3 separate regions of the Homo sapiens genome follow, and regions 1 and 3 are each linked to region 2. A link is a loop called in an ENCODE intact Hi-C map of the cell type or tissue named here. Cell type or tissue: mammary epithelial cell. All regions are shown on one strand. Links, peaks and the distances in the headings refer to the core of each region. The heading gives the core; the rest is flanking DNA. Region 1 has its middle 28 kb from the start of RNU6-8. Region 2 overlaps ARHGAP5-AS1 (ARHGAP5 antisense RNA 1 (head to head)). Region 3 overlaps AKAP6 (A-kinase anchoring protein 6).

The links. A loop is a pair of places that touch in the nucleus more often than their neighbours do. Peaks named below come from ENCODE experiments on the same cell type or tissue, not always from the same donor. Only the 100,000 strongest peaks of a DNase experiment are listed, where the experiment ranks them.
Region 1: a loop joins it to region 2, with 7 times the contacts of the local background. A loop is called at or near these places in 9 of 110 quality-filtered maps.
Region 3: a loop joins it to region 2, with 16 times the contacts of the local background. A loop is called at or near these places in 11 of 110 quality-filtered maps.

What each region holds. Positions count from the first base shown.
Region 1 is chr14:32,227,922-32,234,016 of GRCh38, reverse strand. No RefSeq gene overlaps it. Among named protein-coding and RNA genes, the nearest start is that of RNU6-8, 28 kb to the right of the region's middle. In mammary epithelial cell, for the core only: a CTCF peak has its summit at 3,551; DNase peaks (open chromatin) are centred at 3,146 and 3,686; H3K27ac peaks cover 2,010 bases.
Region 2 is chr14:32,069,910-32,076,004 of GRCh38, reverse strand. It overlaps ARHGAP5-AS1 (ARHGAP5 antisense RNA 1 (head to head)), which reads left to right. Exons shown (of 1, transcript NR_027263.1): 1 at 1-586. Among named protein-coding and RNA genes, the nearest start is that of ARHGAP5-AS1, 3.7 kb to the left of the region's middle. In mammary epithelial cell, for the core only: a CTCF peak has its summit at 2,235 (motif pointing left); a DNase peak (open chromatin) is centred at 2,234; H3K4me3 peaks cover 1,233 bases; H3K27ac peaks cover 1,675 bases.
Region 3 is chr14:32,511,013-32,517,107 of GRCh38, reverse strand. The region is part of intron 2 of AKAP6 (A-kinase anchoring protein 6); the gene reads right to left. Among named protein-coding and RNA genes, the nearest start is that of AKAP6, 180 kb to the right of the region's middle. In mammary epithelial cell, for the core only: a CTCF peak has its summit at 3,344 (motif pointing right); no DNase peak of the experiment used is centred there; H3K27ac peaks cover 330 bases.

The sequences.
Region 1 (6,095 bases), core at 794-5,793, 160 kb before region 2:
AGCCTTGTAACTAATGCTGTCTAGAAACCTTCATTTGCAAAATGCTGATTGGTTTGAAAAATAATGGCAGAAAACATGTTTTAATATTATCGGCTACTTTTTGAAAATTGGTTTTTATTCATATAATTTCCTCATTCAAACAGTGAAAATTAAAAGTCCTGCCTTCTTGGTAAATTCAGCAGTGATTCTTAACCCTGTTTGCCCATCAGACTCAAATGAAAAGATTAAAATACCCTGGCCCTGACACCACCCCAATAGATCATGATTTTTAATTGGCTTGACGCAGGACACAGGTATTGGTATTTTTTTCAAACTCCTCACGTGTACATCCAGGTTCAGTACCATCAAACTGATATAGAATGAGAACTGAATTTAGGCCCATCATCTGAACATAATTAACTGCCTTCTCTTCACTTCCCCATATCTGAATTTTATTCTGCAAAATGACGTTAATCAAAGGTCAATTCTCCTGACTGAATATAGTTAAGATAAAACTATAATCATAAAGAACTCTGAAGTAATGGAAACAAGGAAGTGGTTACTGTTATCTTGATATTTGAAACCAATTGTTGGCATTGCTGACAATGAAGCCACAAGATTTTGATTATCATGAGATTATACAGCAAGCATGCAGCAAATCTATAATTTTGAGGTAGAAATATATTACATCACCTTACCCAAGAATTTATTGCATTGCAGAATTTACCATTAAATTCAAACAAAGCAGCAGCAGAGGGACAGACAAACAAAGAAGTAGTAGAGGGACAGAGAGAAGAAAGGGATATGAGAAGCTTGGACCATGAAAAGTCTAAGCACACATCCAGATGATAGCAAAGCGCCTGAGAAAGAAGCTATTAGTACCAAGGCTTGCCTGCCTCTCCTTTGCTTACTCTTCCCTTCCTACATCTCCCTGAAAAGCCCATGGACTAAGTGGGGTTCCTTACTGAGACCATAACCCTCAGATTGCCTCTGTCCTCAACAGTGGAGAGAAGTCAGCCCCTCACTGCTGGCAGAAGTTAGATCCCCCTAGAATCTAAAACATCACTTAAGATCAAATCAGATTTCAGAAGTGAGAATCAATAGACTGAACCCTAGAATCAGGATTCTCTGAGTCTCAAAGCAGCTTCAGAAGAAGAGGGCAAGTGGCACCTCCAGATATGTAAGCTCTGCACTGGCAAATCTCACCTTCTCTGAGAATGAGAGTAACAGACCGACTTGGCCTGCAGAAGATGGGATGGCATACTTCCACTCTCACACACCAGGAGCATCACCATGACAGTAACACAGCTGGCTACATAAGGACAAAACATGAGAAACACCTCATACAATAAGAGATATGCAGAAAGGTGGCAGGTATGAGCCTGTGTTGGAATTTCACATGGGCAAAAGTCTCCAGCTCCTTCCAAATATATTTTTACTGACTTAATTTGGTCAGGATTTTGGTGATACAGCTTAGCAACCAGCACAAAGTAACTTCCCTATCCCTTCCTTCAATACATCCACAACTCCTAATTCAGGTCTTCTCACTCCTTCCCAGTCAGGGTAAGCTCCAGGTTTTCAGTTTCCTAAACAGGGCCTGGGCTACTGCAATGATTCTTCATGCAGTCATGATTGAACTCTTGTTTCTAGGAGACTGAAGCAGGCTTCTAATAGCCACCAGTTATCAAGTACATGTTATGTTGATAGTTTATCTCTATTTATCACTATTTACGTTGATAGGTTATCCCTATTTTACAGAGAAGGAAGTTGAAGCACAGAGAAGTTGAATAATTTCTGCCTGCAGTCACATCATTAGTAAGTAGTAGAGCAGGCTTTCAACTCAAGCGTGTCTGATCTTTAAAATAATAATGGTGGGTTCTTATATAGCATTAAGTGCCAGGCACTGGTCTAAACACTGTAAATACTAACTTACTCAATCTTCACAATAACCCTAGGAGAAAGGTACTATTTTTACCACTGCCACTATACAGATGAGAAAACTGAGGGGTAAAGTTCAGCAACTCTTTTAAAGTTGCAAAGCTAAAAACTGGCAGCACCAGAATTCAAACCCAGGCAGGCTGGTTTTAGCATCCATACAGGCCTTACCCACTGCCCATACTGCCCCCTCTTGCTCTCTGTAACTGGTTCTTTCTATAATCATTCATTCAAATATTGCTTAGGCCCCTACTATGTACCTAACACCTTACCAGGAATTGAAGAAAGATTACCAGTATTTGACAGGATACCTCCCTCAGAGAGCAGTAATCTAGATGGGCAAAACCAGTGAAAGAATATAAGAAGGCTGTTACTAAAATGTGAGGTGAGGCAATGCATGCTAGGGTACCAGGAGGACTTGAGCACTGGCACAGACAGGAGGGCCTCACAGAGCACTGAAGGTGAGTTTCCAGTAGGGAGAATAACATGTGAGCAAAGATGAAAGTGAAGAGAAGGACTGCAGGAGGAAGGAGGTAACCCCTTCCCATGCCAGGCTCTGCATTCCTGTTTCACATGTATTATGTATCTCATTTAGTCCTCCTGCAGGCCTATGAAACATCCTTAAAAAAGAAAATGAGGTGCAGAAATTCCAGCAATTCATACATGATCACACAACAACCAAGTGACAGAGCTAGGTTTGTCTGCCTCCGACACCCTTTCTCTAAACCTGGAACCTTTTCACACAAGCAAATGCCAACCGATGAGGCCAGGGTAATAGGCAAACGTTGACAGGGCCAGGAAGAATCTAACCATTCTGATTTCTAGAACCCTTAATGGGCTCTTTGTCTTTCTTCCATTCCCCAGAGGAGGAGTACCTGCATTTTCAACTTAGAAATCTCCTCCTACGGTGTTCCCACTGCAAATAAGCTTCCTCTCTACAGACTGACAAATAGTGATTTGCCTATTTGCAGCCCTCTAAAGCCAGCCAAGCCAACCAGAGAATGGGCCTGGCTAAAGCAGGCTCTGGCTCGTGGATCCAGTTGGTGAGGGGATACAGGCCAGGCTTAGGGAAACTCAAGGATCCCCTAATACAGCTCCTTTCCCTCCTAACAGGGAAAAACTGAGGCCCAGAGAAGGGCATGAGTCACTCAAGGCTGTACATTCCCCTATCCCCAACACACACAAAAAAATTCTTAACCCCATAAAAGTGCTTTGGCAAGCAGGGATCTGAAATTCCTGCAACAGCTTGGGGAGGAGGTAACTAAGAATCTGCCTTCCCACATAGTCTGTCTTTAGACTCCAGTGCTGCTAAGAGTAACAAGTACAAATCTGTTTACTTAGCAAGGTTGAGGCTTGACTCAAATTTTGTGTTGTCAGGATGGGGATGGGGGTGGAAGGGCATCTAAATGTGAATCATTAGATCTTAATCAGCAACGTGGGGAGTGGGATGTTTTGGGAAAGTGTACCTTCTTGAGCACCTTGGACTTGCTTTATTCCCTCTCCAAGGAAAGTAGGCCTGATGGTACAGCAACCCCTTGCAGCCTCTTATAAGAGGCTCATAGTACTCATCACTGCCTATAACAGAAATATAGATGTTGTGATGCTTCTGCCTGTACCCTTAGGTGGCCCTCTAAACAAGCTTTAAGTAGTACACCTAACTGCAGCAAAGGAGAATCTGCTGGTCAAAGAGCAAAAGCAGCACCTATTACTTCATTGTCAGAGTGTTTAAAATGTGTATCAAGGTCATTACTCATCAAATTTTCCCTCTGGGAACAGATAAAGTCCGTTGTTCTTTCTAAGGCCAAACGACTGTGTGCTGCCTGCCATTAATATTTCCTGTCACTCTTCAATTCCATTTTCACTAATCATCACATTAGACCATAGCCAAAAGACGTAACTTTAAAAAAATGTGCTTACCTTAATGTGCTCAGAGTATTTATAGGTCAATTTCCCTGCTGGTTACTATTAGCATAGTTTTATAATGTATAAAGAGTATTTCTTCTCATTCTCTTTAACATTAGGTAAAATCCTCAGAGGGAGCAGAACCTAGATATGTTTAAATAAAACAGACCAATGACCTAGGGCTATAGCATTCACACAGCAGTGGTTTGATATGCTTTTTCCCCCCCCTATTCTAGGACTTACTGACCAAAAGCACACTGAATTATTTAGGAACCTAGAGACTGGATGACCCAAAGGTGAGGAAGGTGGACCTTTCCCTCTGTCTTTAAATTCTCTATTCCCCAAGTATGCCTCTCTGTGTTTGCCTTCTAGCTCTCTGGCTACTCACAGTTAGGTTTATTTTGTACCTCCCTTTCTGCCAAGACAATAAATGTTGGTATTTCCTTGAAAAAATGCATCTACTCCCATATCTATTCCCATATCTACATCATAAACTCCCAAATTTGTACTTCAATTGATAGCTCTCTTCAGAACTTCAGGTCCATTCATCCAACTGCCACCTACACATCTCTAGGATGTCCCACAAGCTCCTCAAACTCCAACTGTAGAAAACTGAACCCACTGTTTTCTCTACCACCTTTCCTCACCCATTTCTTTCTATGGTCCCTGTCTTATTGATGGCACCACACTCCATCACTGCCCAAATCAAAGACCTGGGAATCATGCTTCACCCTTTGCTCCTCCTCACCCAAACTTCCTCACATCCTGCCAATTCCCTCTCTTGAATCCATCTACTTTTCTCCACTCACTAGCCTAGTTCAGGCCAAAATCCTCATTTCCCCAAATTGCAATAACAGCGCCCTTACCTGTCTTCCAATCCATTCTTTACATTAAGCCCAGTAATCTTTATAACATATATATCTTAGCATGTCACACCCCTTGCTAAAAACCCTTCTGTTACTCCGCTCTGTTTTAGGGTGAAGCCCAAATGCCTTCACCAACTGAAGAGACCTGTACAAGTTGGCTTTCAGGCTGGGTGTGGTTGCTCATGCCTGTAATCCCAACACTTTGGGAGGCCGAGGTGGGCGGATGGCTTGAGGTCAGGAGTTCGAGACCAGCCTGGCCATCATGGTGAAACCCCATCTCTACTAAAAATTAAAAAAAATTAGCAGCCAGGCACGGTGGCTCACGCCTGTAATCCCAGCACTTTGGGAGGCCAAGGCAGGCAGATCACAAGGTCAGGAGTTCAAGATCAGCCTGACCAACATGGTGAAACCCCATCTCTATTAAAAATACAAAAAAATTAGCCGGGCATGGTGGCATATGTCTGTAATCCCAGCCACTCAGGAGGCTGATGCAGGAGAATCGCTTGAACCCGGGAGGCGGAGGTTGCACTGAGCCAAGATCACACCACTGCACTCCAGCCTGGGCAACAAAGTGAGACTCCATCTCAAAAAAAAAAAAAAAAAAATTAGCTGGGCATGGTGGTGCACGCCTGTGGTCCCAGCTACTCAGGAAGCTGAAGCAGTAGAATTGCTTGAACTCAGGAGGTAGAGGTTGCAGTGAGCCACGATTGTGCCACTGCACTCCAGCCTGGGCAACAGAGTAAGACTCCATCTCAAATAATAATAATAATAAGTTGGCTTTCATATACCTCTCCAGCCTCATCTCTCATCAGAATTCCTTCACATTCCATGTTTCAGCCACACTGAATCTCTTTCCTATTCTCAAACCTGCTGCCTCCTGGCCTTGCTAGAATCACAGAATTGTAGAGAGGAAAGCGACTGAAAGATACCAGAATCAGAACTCTCCACCAACTTGCTTCTTACCTTCAGAAAACTCAATCCAGTTTATTATTTATTGAGTGTCCACCAAGGGTAAAACACTATCTTAGTAGCTGCAAAGAAACTTAATGAGTAGGTCCATGTCTAAAGAGTATGCAATCTCATTGCTTTTCTTAAACTTGAGTTTAAAAGTTCAAGTTCCTGAAATTTAGCTCCCTTCCTCAAACCTAAGTTCAAGTTACACTAGGAAACGACCTGTCCTTGACTAAACTGGCTTGAGCCTATATACAGTTTTACCAGAATAAAACTTCCCTGTCAATCCAGAGCCCACATATCTCCTCGCAATCTGTATACTTCAAGAGAGCCTTCCAACATAGCCTCACCTGGCTGTTTAAGCTTACATTAAAAACTCTCTAGGTTTCTGTTGGCTTTCTCAGCTGTTGCTGAAAGCACTACAATTGGCATCAATCACCAGGGATTCTCAGGAACTAGAAA
Region 2 (6,095 bases), core at 126-5,125:
CACCTGGCTTTTATTATACTGCCTTAAACATATTCACTTTTTTGAGACTCTAGAAATTTCACAAGTTTTGGGGTAGAGCACACTGGGCTTTGGGTGTGTTTCTCATGAGGGCACTGACGCTGAATGGTGCAGTGAGAAAGGACGGTAGAAACCACTGCCTTTGCTTTTACCATTGAAGAAACTGAGGTCCTGTGACTTTCCCGAGGTCATCGGAATCTGCCTTGCACAGGAGACTTAAAATAGTTGCCAGCAGATAAAAGAATGAGCAAAACCACATCTACTCCAATTTGTTAAGTCTGAAAGAAAGTAATTGAGGGGGGATTCCTCTTTGGGGAAATATTTATTTCCTGCATTGAAAATAGTTTAATGTTAGTAAACATATAAAAAGTATTTTAAATTCAAGTTATTCTTTATTTCTTATGTTACATAAGGTACTGAAGTTAGCCAAGGTTGCTTTTGTGTTATAATGATGCAGCTGCTGCCAACCAGAAGTACATTTACGGTCTGTCAGTAAAGAAAACAAAAACTGCCTGTTGGTAAAAATCTATTAGAAAATATTTGTCAGTAAATTTGTCACAATATTCCAGCAGAAGTTCTGTTCGTTTTTCCGTCTTCCTGCCCTTCATATTTCTCAAAGGTAGACTTAATAAAGGTAGAAGAGACATTTCTAATTTTTCTATATATCTCTTGCTCCCTAATTTCTAAAAGGCATAACTAAAATGCTTTATTCGAGCCACTCCCTTGCATCTGAACCCTACCTACCAAGTAGGTTAAGAGTAGGTTAGGTAAGGTCTGTAGCTACTTCTTTCTTTCAGTTACAAATTGTAGGTGGGAAAGAAGGATGCGGAAGGAAACTTGCAAGGAAAGCAAACAGAAAGAAAAAGAAGTAAAAAAGGAGAGAAGGGAATTTGGTGGGTGGTCCAACCATCAAAATGTGGTACTAATGCCATAGGTATCTACACCACTTATGTAAGTTGGAATGTTGATGCATTCCAACGCATGTTTTTATCTTTGTACTGAAAGCCCTTAAGAATACCCGAAGTAAACATATAAAAAGTATTTTAAGTTCAAGTTATTCTTTATTTCTTATGTTACGTAAGGTACTGAAGTTAGCCAAGGTTGCTTTTTAGTGTTATAATGATGCAGTTCAAAGTCATAACCTGAATAAGATGTTAAGTACTATAGAGTGTACACCCTAAAGATACCTTAAAAATTATGTCCTAAATAATCAGAAATTTTAATAATCATGGACATGTATCAACATAAACCAAAGCCAAATAAATCAGGGCTTCTAAAGAAAACGTTAAAAAGGTGTAATGTTCAGTTATAGGACATGATACTGGAGGCAGGGAAGACTTGAAATCTCATTTATTTTCTTATAATGAAGACACCAGAAGACGTTAAAAAAAAAAAAAAGATCACGATTTCCAAACAATGATTTTCATAGTCGACATTATTTTCAGTTCTTTATCTTGATTTAGGGAGCCTGGAAATTTAGGACTTCGTTTCTTATTAATACTAATAGTCTAAAGGTGTTTACCAGTACAAATAAGTTATTGTATGTAATTTGCTCTTCTCAAAAAATAGAGTTTTCTGTATCAATAAAAATCTGAAATGGGGGCCACAATTCTGTGGCTAATAATGCCTATATATCCATAAATAAAAGGCATCAAAGAGCAGGAGGAAAAATATGTAAGATGGCATCTTTAAAAATTGATCAGGAGCCAAGACTTCAGAGAAAAAGCTTTAAAACACCCACCCTCCCTACTCAAAAGGATAATTTTTAAGAAAATAGGTAACTTATTTACACACACACACATGCGCGCGCACAAATATCGGACAGAAATGGAAATGGAATAAATATTAACAAGCCCTCTCAAATCAACTACTCTTCTTATCTAGAATAAAAAAGTTAAGCCTCTCTTCTGCTGTACTGGATAATTAAAATAACTGGACTCTTTGTTCCTCGTTTACTTTGAAAAAATTAGAATAAGATTTGTCAGGCATTTTCGGTTTTTAATTTAAATTTTCTTCATAAATCTCTAGTTCTTCATCACATCCTAATAAAGTATTAATATGCATGGTCTTTTTGAGATCAAAAGACATGACAGTCATAAAAAAAGTTATCATAATTCCAGCTTCTACCATTAGTGGTAATACTGCAATATTCAAATGTTTCATATGTTGTGGCTTCAAAAGAACTTACCCTATAGAGGCAGCTACACCCCCTGCTGGAAATCTTTGATCATAACAACTTTGGCTTCTGTAGTCTCAATCAGGAACATATGAAAAGCCAAATAAAGGGCCTTACCACTCATGACAGAATTGACCAATACTTTAGCCTGTCTGATACAAGACAGGCTTTTGGAGAACAACCTATGTCAGAATATCACCTTGATTACAGACAAAATACACAAAGAGGATGGAGAATAATGATGTAAATAGCTAAATAGCCAAAACACTTGTAAGATATTTGCTTAATTTCCAACTGTATTTCCACTCTTTACCTTATCCCCATCTCCTGCCTAGACTTCTCTTTTTCTCTCTATCTCATACAATTAGGCCTACTTGAGGGGAGGAAGAAGGCAGGATAAGATGGGATATTAATCCTTCAGCTAGGCAAATAATGGTGTATCAATCCACAGTAGCCATTTGCTGCATTAAGGTGCTTAAGGGCTTTCCCCAAATTTGTTTTATGGGTACCAATGATATTTTCAACATGAAGAAAAGGTGCTAATTATGTCTTGGCTGTTACTGTAGAAAATATTTTGACAAGAGTTAAGGTAATTGTGAGCATGGGACTGGAACAGGAGGAAAGTAGTGCATTGACCTTCTTGGCATTTTGTTCCACACAGCCTTGTTCTGTTGATATTCCAGAACTGTATTTTCAGACTGAAATCCCAAAGATGGTATCAGAGTCTAGCTTTAAAATGTCATGCTCATGAAACTCTAGTCCTAGGACATAACTGAAATACTGAAAGCAGCACACTATTTTTAAATAATTCGTATTTTGTAAAGATTATTTGTAATGCAGACTCCTTTTAAAGGAAAAACAATTCATTCAGATCCCACCAGCACAAATACTTTAATTAGACAAAATCTTCAAGTTATTTCCTCTCACAAAAGGAGGTATTGTTGGGCCATCTGGACTCTCTATTGAGTTTTTATGAAAGATCACAGCTTGAATTTAATCAACCCCAATAAAGTTAACCCCATAAAGCTAAAAAATAATTGCAAGAATTGCTAACTGAAGGATTTGAATTCTCTGTTTGAGATTGTTACCACTGTCATTTGTAAATCATTACAATGGGAAACAGGAACTTGTATTGCTTGACTATTTAACCTCATGAACATAATTTTTGTGAATTTCCCACTCTATTTAGACCAAATTTAGATTGTGAGTCTCTCTACATAGGAATAACAAAATGAATGTTTGGCTCTATATAATAACTAGAAGATCATTAGTAGAAAGTTCAATAAATGTTTGATAATAATAACATGAAACACTCTAGGTTTTATGGATTTCTGTGGATTTGTGGCTAACAGAAGGCTTTAGATTATATTTCGAAGTGCCAGCTGAGATAATCACTTTGGAAAATACAAATCATTTAAAGAAATCGCTGAATTCACCTGTGAAAGTTGAGTTAGATGTCCTTCCTCAAGTACAATCGACATATTTCCACATAACATCTCTCTAGTAGGTAAATGTGAGTTACTAACAACAAATAACTATAGGTCTGAAACATCTGGAAACATTCTAAAGAACTGGTGCAGTATAGTTTCTGAAACCAACGATAAAGTGGCTAATCACTTCTCAATTAAGTCTCTGTCGGTTTTCCCTATTATTTTAAACTAAAATAGATGGTAAATACTTATTTTGCCAATTCACATGTTGCATTTTCTTCAAAAAGGCAAAAATACAACTATTTTTCTAGTTCAATAAATATATACATACTTCTAAATACAGAAGGCCCCTGACTTACGATGGTCCAACTTAAGGTTTTTTGTCTTTACGATGGTACGAAAGCAATAGTGACAGCATTCGGTACAAACTGTACTTTAAGCACCCATACGACCATTTTTTTTTCACTTTCAGAACAGTATTCCATACATTACATGAAATATTCAACATTTTATTATAAACTAGGCTTTGTGTTAGATGATTTTGCCTGACTGTAGGCTAATGTAAGTGTTCTGAGCATGTTTAAGTTAGGCTAGGCTAAGCTATGATGTTTGGTAGGTTAGGTGTATTAAATGCATTTTTGACTTTACAGTATTTACAATTTATGATGTGTTTATTGGGAAGTAACCCCATCATAAGTTGAGGTGCATCTGTACTTCTGTATGTCTCAAATTACAATGTGATTCTTTTGATGAACACATAGCTTCTTTCATATACATCTGTTATACAGTGAGGAATAAGAATACTCACCTTCTTTCTCCAACTAGGCTTCTTACTCCTCTTCGGCACAGCCCAGGACAGGCCTATATCACATACATCATTTGTTTCTGGTTCTAATTCTTATAGGAATAGACATTAAATAACTTTTTTATGCTATGCCACAAAATATTTATATTAGTTATTCTGAGATTTTACAAACATGACAATAATGTAAAACTGATGTAGCAAAAGCATATAAAGAGCTATATGTATCCTATAAATTAAATTCTTATAGAATTAAATTTAAAAGGAAGCAATTATTTAAAATGATATTTTAGAAGCATGTATTTATTGAGGTAGAAAAATAGTCATAATACTTTATGTGGGAAAAAATGGTACAAAGCAATAAAAGCTGTATGTTGCTGTTGTTGTTGTTGCTGTTTGAGATGGAGTCTCACTCTGTTGCCCAGGCTGGAGTGCAGTGACTCAATCTTGATCTCAGCTCACTGCAAGCTCCGCCTCCCAATGGGTTCACGCCATTCTCCTGCCTTAGCCTCCCAAGTAGCTGGGACTACAGGCGCCCGCCACCACACCCGGCTAATTTTGTATTTTTAGTAGAGACAGGGTTTCACCATTTTAGCCAGGATGGTCTTGATCTCCTGGCCTCGTGATCCGCCTGCCTCGGCCTCCCAATGTGCTGGGATTACAGGCGTGAGCCACCGTGCCCGGCCTTAAAAGCTGTATGATTCTTATAAAAAGAAAATGTCTGAAAATAAGATGACAATATTATTGACCAACATGTTATTAGAGATTTTAACTAGATGGTGAGATTATAGCTAATGTTTATTTTTTTCTGTCTGTGTTTTCTAATTTTCTACAATGAACATAGTATTTCTTGTACTATAAAAATTTGAATTATAGTGGGGTTGAAAATTGAGAAAGGCAAAGAGACACTGTACAAGGCAGGATAAGGTAAATTGTCTTGAAGCAACTGGCTGCCTACCATGTATGTCTCTATTTTCTCTTTTACGCTTCTCTTTTCTTCTCTCTTTTTTTACCCCCTCCTACTCTTACTTTAGGTGTTTTTTCCTTTTTCCTTTCCTTTTACTTTTTAATTCTCTGTCTTCTTTTCCTTCTCTCTTAATTATCTCTTGGGCCTCTTACAGGCCACATTAGGTATTGCCTGGTTCCGTTTGTGGCAGTCTGTGATATTGCCTGGAATGAAATGGTCTATGCAAACATCTTCTTGCCGCCACTGGATTGTATTGACTTTAATGACCTTTTAAAAAGTTCTTTTACAGCAAAACATACCAAGCAAAGAACATACATTTTATTATCCTTTTATTTTTAATTATGTAAATGTGCCAATCAGTAGCATTGCCTATATTGTAGGTGGTCTCACTGCAACTGTGTTGAAAAGCTTTCAGATATAGACAATAGGTAGTTTTCTCCAGTACTGATAAAGCTGAGCTGATCTTTCCACCTGCTTTAGTCTTTCCTTTTTGGACCACAAGGTTTATAATAAAATGTGTCCCATCTGGATTTGTTGACACTTGAGTTACCTTCGAATTCCACCACATCAGTAACTAATGGTTGCTTTTCCAAGTTGGGGCATTTCTTTAGTAGAGCTCCTCCTCTATCTACTACATTCTCCTTAGCAGAGCACAATCAATTACCAGCTTAAAGAAAAGGTAAAACTGTCTGACTAAAGTGC
Region 3 (6,095 bases), core at 711-5,710, 440 kb before region 2:
GTCGTCTTACTTGATATCATTGCATACTCATGGATTTAAACATATATGATCCACTTTTGATTCACTGCAGTTCTAACCTTATTGAGAGTTGCCCATCTTTGGCCAGTGGGATCTCCTTCAATCTAGCTTCAAGTTGACTATTCTGTAATAGTAATCTTTGATAGCTTCTTTGCTCATCTTGTATGTGATGTAAAATCAGATATTTTTCTAAGAAGGCTTGGTTTCCTTTAATGGGAAAAGATTTTTCAGACCACCATCAAGGCAATAGGGCTGTTCATTACTACTGAATTGGTCACTGTGTCTAGGCTTTTTTCATTAATAGAGCTAGGAAAAACATGTATTGAAAAATAAAACACCTATGAGTTCACAATTGATATATCCAATTCAAATTCAGGAATACAGGGTTTTTACCTAATATCTTCTATAGTATATCCGTATTTCCTTTCTTCCACCCCAAAAATTTGTGGTAATAGAATTAGAAGATCTCATACTTACTTTTCGTTTTATTTCACATTACATATACGATAGTTTCAGAATAGCAATACTATCTTAATACTACTACTAGTACTGGTACTGAAGCGAAAGACTAGGACAGGTATTTATAAGAAACCTGATCAAGGTGCCTTTTTTCAGCACAGAAGAGAGGAGTTTCACCTCTGATTTGTCTTTATCTGGTCTTTGAGAGCAAACAACTTATATCCTAGTCTCACTGTTCACCACAGTTCATATTATACAGTTTTAAAAATTGGGAATTTATAAGTTCCTTTACCATCTTCAAGGTCCATCCAGAAGGAAAAAAAGGCTCAATAAAAATATGACAAAAACACGTGATCATTAATTCTCCTCCAAAGAGGGAAAAGCCCTTTGGTTTTAGAAGGCATACCCTGAGAGGCTTTCTGCCTCAGCAAACCTTCTAGTCTTTGCAGATCATCACAGAATACGCAAAAAGGACAAAAATCACTGAAGATAGTCATCAATGATATACCAAAGAAACTCAACTCTAATGCTAGGTATGCCAGGTGAAGCACTCTTTTGTTTTTCTTTCCAATGTAACTACTGTAGGTCACAGGGTTATGAAGATGGGTCTTCTCTTCAAGCAACAGACTGTAAGCATCTCTTCATTCACCATCTCACATGGCAAAAATTATGCAATTTATATATTTGCTTTGTTTGTTCAGTGGTGTATAGGTCATTTCTGTCTATGTCTCTTTGCCTTAGGAAATTCTTGTAGGGCAAGCACTTTGTCTATTTTGCTTCACAGAGTTTAGTACCACATGTAAATGAAGTCTTAATACATACTGATGTTACCGATATTGAATTCACAAACCATGAAACGAAAGCTTCAAGATGATCATGAAAAGAATATATGAAGCAAAAAATGTATCTAGATCACTTTGCATCACGCTAGGCATCAGAGAGTCTGAATTCTTGGCCCCTGTGTGTATTGGTTATCTGTATCCCCATAGATTGCTGAGCCTCAGTTTCCTCATCTATAAAGACAGTGCTAGATGGGTGACCTGTACTCTCAAGCCCAAAGATTTTCTTTTGTTTTCTTTCTCTTTTATTTTGTGTACTCCACCCATAAGACAGCCCAAGCTTTAGTTACCCAGAAGTTTTTACATATCTCTGAAAAACCTTGTAAAATTACTGTTATTTCTTCCAAGTAGTAGAACGAGTACTAAGTGAGAATCAGAAGACTTGAGTTCCAGTCCTAGGTACATTGAAAGGTATCTCTCTGATATAGTTTTGCTGTGTCCCCAACCAAAATTCACCTTGAATTGTAATAATCCCCATGTGTCAAAGGTGGGGCCGGGTGGAGATCATTGAATCATGGGGGCAGTTTCCCCCACACCGTTCTCTTGGTAGTGAATAAGTCTTATGAGATCTGATGGTTTTATAAATGGAAGTTCCCCTGCACAAGCTCTCTTGCCTGCCGCCATGCAAGACTTGCCTTTGTTTCTCCTTTGCCTTCTGCCATGATTGTGAGGCCTCCCAGCCATGTGGAACTGAGCCCATTAAACCTCTTTCCTTTATAAATTACCCAGTCTCAGGTATGTCTTTTTTTAGTAGCATGAGAACAGACTAATACATTCTAGGACTCCTGCAGGTCACCCTGCCACAGGCCCTGAAATAACAGTGCAGATCCATACCACCAAGCTGAGGAGGAAAGGTCTATGGTTCATTCAGAATGAAAGTTAAGACCCCCACCTTCACTCCAGGATTAATGTCCTGAGAGGCCCTTTTTGTTGTGTTTTCCTTAGTTGCTATGCTGGGTTCAGGCCATTACTCCTCCACCCTCCTACTTATCCTTTCCCAGGCAAGAGGTATACACAGATTCCTTTGAGTCTCATTTTCAACTCCCTATACCACCTGTTGCTTTTTCTTCATTACAGTCATTTAAGATTTTATCTTGTAAAGAATCTATCAATATCCATTAGCAGTTTAGATTTGTTTTATCTGATGTAAATTTCTAGTAACTCCATTGAAATTCTGGAGCGTTTCAAGGTATAAAGGATCTTACAGGTTAATTTACAAATGCTTTCTCCTGACCTATTCATTAGTACTTTTTCTACTGGGAGAAAGAAGTTAAGGAAATCAAAGTTCTATTTGGGATTTCATTGCTGACTCATTGTATGACCTTTGGCAGCTCTTTCTTAGATGTACTTTTTATCTATTTAGATCAGTAAGACCATGGCACAGCTTCTAAGGATGTGTTTCTATGCCTTCCTCCCCCACATAAATAAATATCCACAGCAACTGGCTTGACTGTTGATTTGTATTTAAACAACTACAGTATGTCTGTTGAGAGCTAATATTATAGACACAAGTTTTTAGGTCTCACATCTGAGAGTCCAGAACAGGAAATGAAGCCTCATAGGATCAAAGTCCTTTGGTTAAGGTTCTGAAAATTAGATAACAACAAATCCAGATTCTGAAGCCAGTATCATTCTTTCATATCGGGTAGATGGGAAGGCAAGCTGTCGATTAACCTTTGGAAAGCTCCATTACCTCCCATTGACCCAACAATTTTATTCACAGGATTCTTTTCTAAGGCAATAATGAATTTACCTACTGAAATGCTGTCAAATACTTGTTTATAATGGTGAAAAATTATAAAAAGAGAGATGAGTTTAACATGATGTGGTATTCCACATAATGAAAAAAAATGCACAGATGCTAAAAACATTGTAAAATATATTTAATCGCATCAGAAGATGTTCAAGGCATATTGTTACCAGAAAAGAAGTAAGTTATAAAAGAGTTCTATATAGAAAAAAAGTATAGCTATGTATACTAAAGTAAAAAATATGTCAAAGCTATTCATAGTATTTTCTCTAGGTGGCAGCATTACAAATGATTTTTATTGTACTGTTTATCTGTATGTTTAAAATTTTTCTCCACTAGAGATGTATTTCTTTTGTGAGAAATAAGAAAAAAAATAAAAAGTTAAACAACCAAGAGGTTAAGTCAGTTCCATGGCAAAACAACAGTCAGGGAATGCATGTCAAACTATGCACAAGAAGGATACAAAGTATAATATCAAAGCAGGCAACTGAATTATACCAAAGCAGCAGGATCCTCAGATTCCCAGCATTCTTTTTGTGTAAGCAGGGATCTCTCACTCCACAGTCACCCTCATTCTTTTAGGGCTCTATGTCAGGTGGCCAGGTAACATTAGCCAGGTATACAGATAAATAACATATCATTAATTCTGGTTACTAGGATTATTAACTGTGTTTGCTCTGATTGTTTTTTCCTTAAGTTTAGCAGAATTGAAATAAAGACATAGGTAAGGAAAATACACTTATTAATCTGAAATAAGAGTGGGAATGTGAACCTTACTCACTCCATCTCCTTTTTAATTTGATTGATTGCTTTGCCCTGGAGTATAGCTGAATAGATTACCAATCCTCTTCTACATTTTCATATAAACCCACAAGGGAGGAGATAGTTCTATGGACAGTTTCCATCACTTGACAAAGCAAGATCTTGTTTACCTCCTGGAGTGACCCCAACACCCTAAGATACAGAATCTTCCACTTTCAAGCCTTTGAGTAATTACTGGGGGAGTAAAGACATCTGAGAACTTAGTCCTCCCTTGGGGATAAACTTTGCATGACTAAAATTTCAGTCCTTCAAAATTCCTTAGGGTTTATTGCAACATATAATTTTTGCTAATTAGTTTATATAAACTTATGTTTACTTTCACTAACCCAAATAATTTGTACTGATAGATTTTCAATCTAGAACATTTTCTGGAAAATTTATTGCTGAGCATTAGAGCCTAAATTAAAACACAGAATCCAGCTTATGTCTGAGTTATGAAAATCTATTTTGGTATTTTGCCTGCTCCTTGCTTGACTGACTGTCCGTATTATAACTACTCTTCAGCAAGCCCTAGACATACAAAGCAAGACTAAAGTTATCGAATTCCAATACTGTGGTTTTAAATCCACCCTCATTGCCCTTTTCCAGAGGCCCCTCTGGGAAATAAACATGGATCAGAATAGCATATCTGACCACCAAGTACAGTAATCATTCATTATTAATGTCCCAATGTCACACCAAAATGGAGGATGAAGGGTTCATTCAAATAATCCTATAACATTGGCTAACATCCCTCAAAGCACTCAAAAGTGCTTCAGTTTTGAAATCAGTTGCCAGCTAAGAAACAAATTCAATTTCAATGCACTTTCTAAACCTCCAGATTAATTTCGTCTATAAAGTAATTTTTAAACTCATTGCTTACTTAGATTGACCATAAACTTAGTGAGAAAGAACTTTCTTCTCTCTGATTATACACACAGAATTCTACTCATATCAAACAACGAGTGGAGTTTCAGAAGGCAAACAAAAGGAAAAACAGAATCAAAAAATTAGCTCTGAGTAAATATAAATATCAACCAAACCTCAAGTCATTTCTTTCAACATTAATCAACATGATTAAAAAGCACCCCTCCACAGTACCCTAAATCTTATGCCCATCCCACCACTATTTAACTACAGACAGAAACCATCTTGTGAATGTCTAGTGAAAATCCAAATGTCTACAAGTAAATTAACAAGTAAAGTAAGTAATAAAATTAAAGAAACAAAATGAGGGACAACTGAGCTGGAGATACAGAAAATATGCATAAGACTATGTGAGAGATTTACAAGGATGGGACAACTTATATGATCTCTCTATGATTTATACTTTACCTGCTTCCAAAACAGAGGGGAGAAGGCAGGTGACTTACAAATAGTAAGGTACACTATTAAAGATAAAATTTTAAAACACAGGAAAGAGAAAGATGAACGAGACATTTAAAATGAGATTATTACTGCAATTCAGCACTCAGTTTAGCTCAGTGAAAAGAGGAAAAAATGTGTGGCCAAAAGTAGACGGCCGAACAAAAAGAACTGGTATGGGGAACTAAATATATAAAGGGGTTATCAATAGTTAATACAACCTGTAATCCTAGCACTTTGGGAGGCCGAGGTGGGTGGGTCACCTGAGGTCAGGAGTTCTAGACGAGCCTGGCCAACATGGTGAAACCCCATCTCTATTAAAAAATACAAAAATTAGCCAGGCGTGGTGGCACATACCTGTAGTCCCAGCTACTTTGGAGGCTGAGGCAGGAGAATTGCTTGAACCCAGGAGGTGGAGGTTGCAGTGAGCTGAGATCCACCACTGCACTCCAGCCAGCCTGGACCACAGAGTGAGACTCCGTCTCAAAAAAAAAAAAAAAAAACCAAGAAGGTAGCAGTAGATGATTTCTGTAAACAGAATGAATTAAAGAAAGACCTGAAACACTGAAACAAGAAAGATCTTGCCTCTTTGGAATTGCATGGCATCTTTGTGACACTAATCAGACTCTGGAAGACAGAGAAAGCTAGATGTACAGAGGTCTGGCCTGAAAAGAGCTGAACTCAATAATCAGAGAGAAAACACTGACAACAAGGAAATTCCTAAGGAAAATTTATTTCTGAAACTAGCAAAAAAATGGACCCTGCAATTAAACTTTGTCCGTGTTGCTTGTCCATTCACTTACACTGTATCAAGGATTTGTGCTCCAGGACTGCTCACACAAATGTCAACAATGTTCTAACAC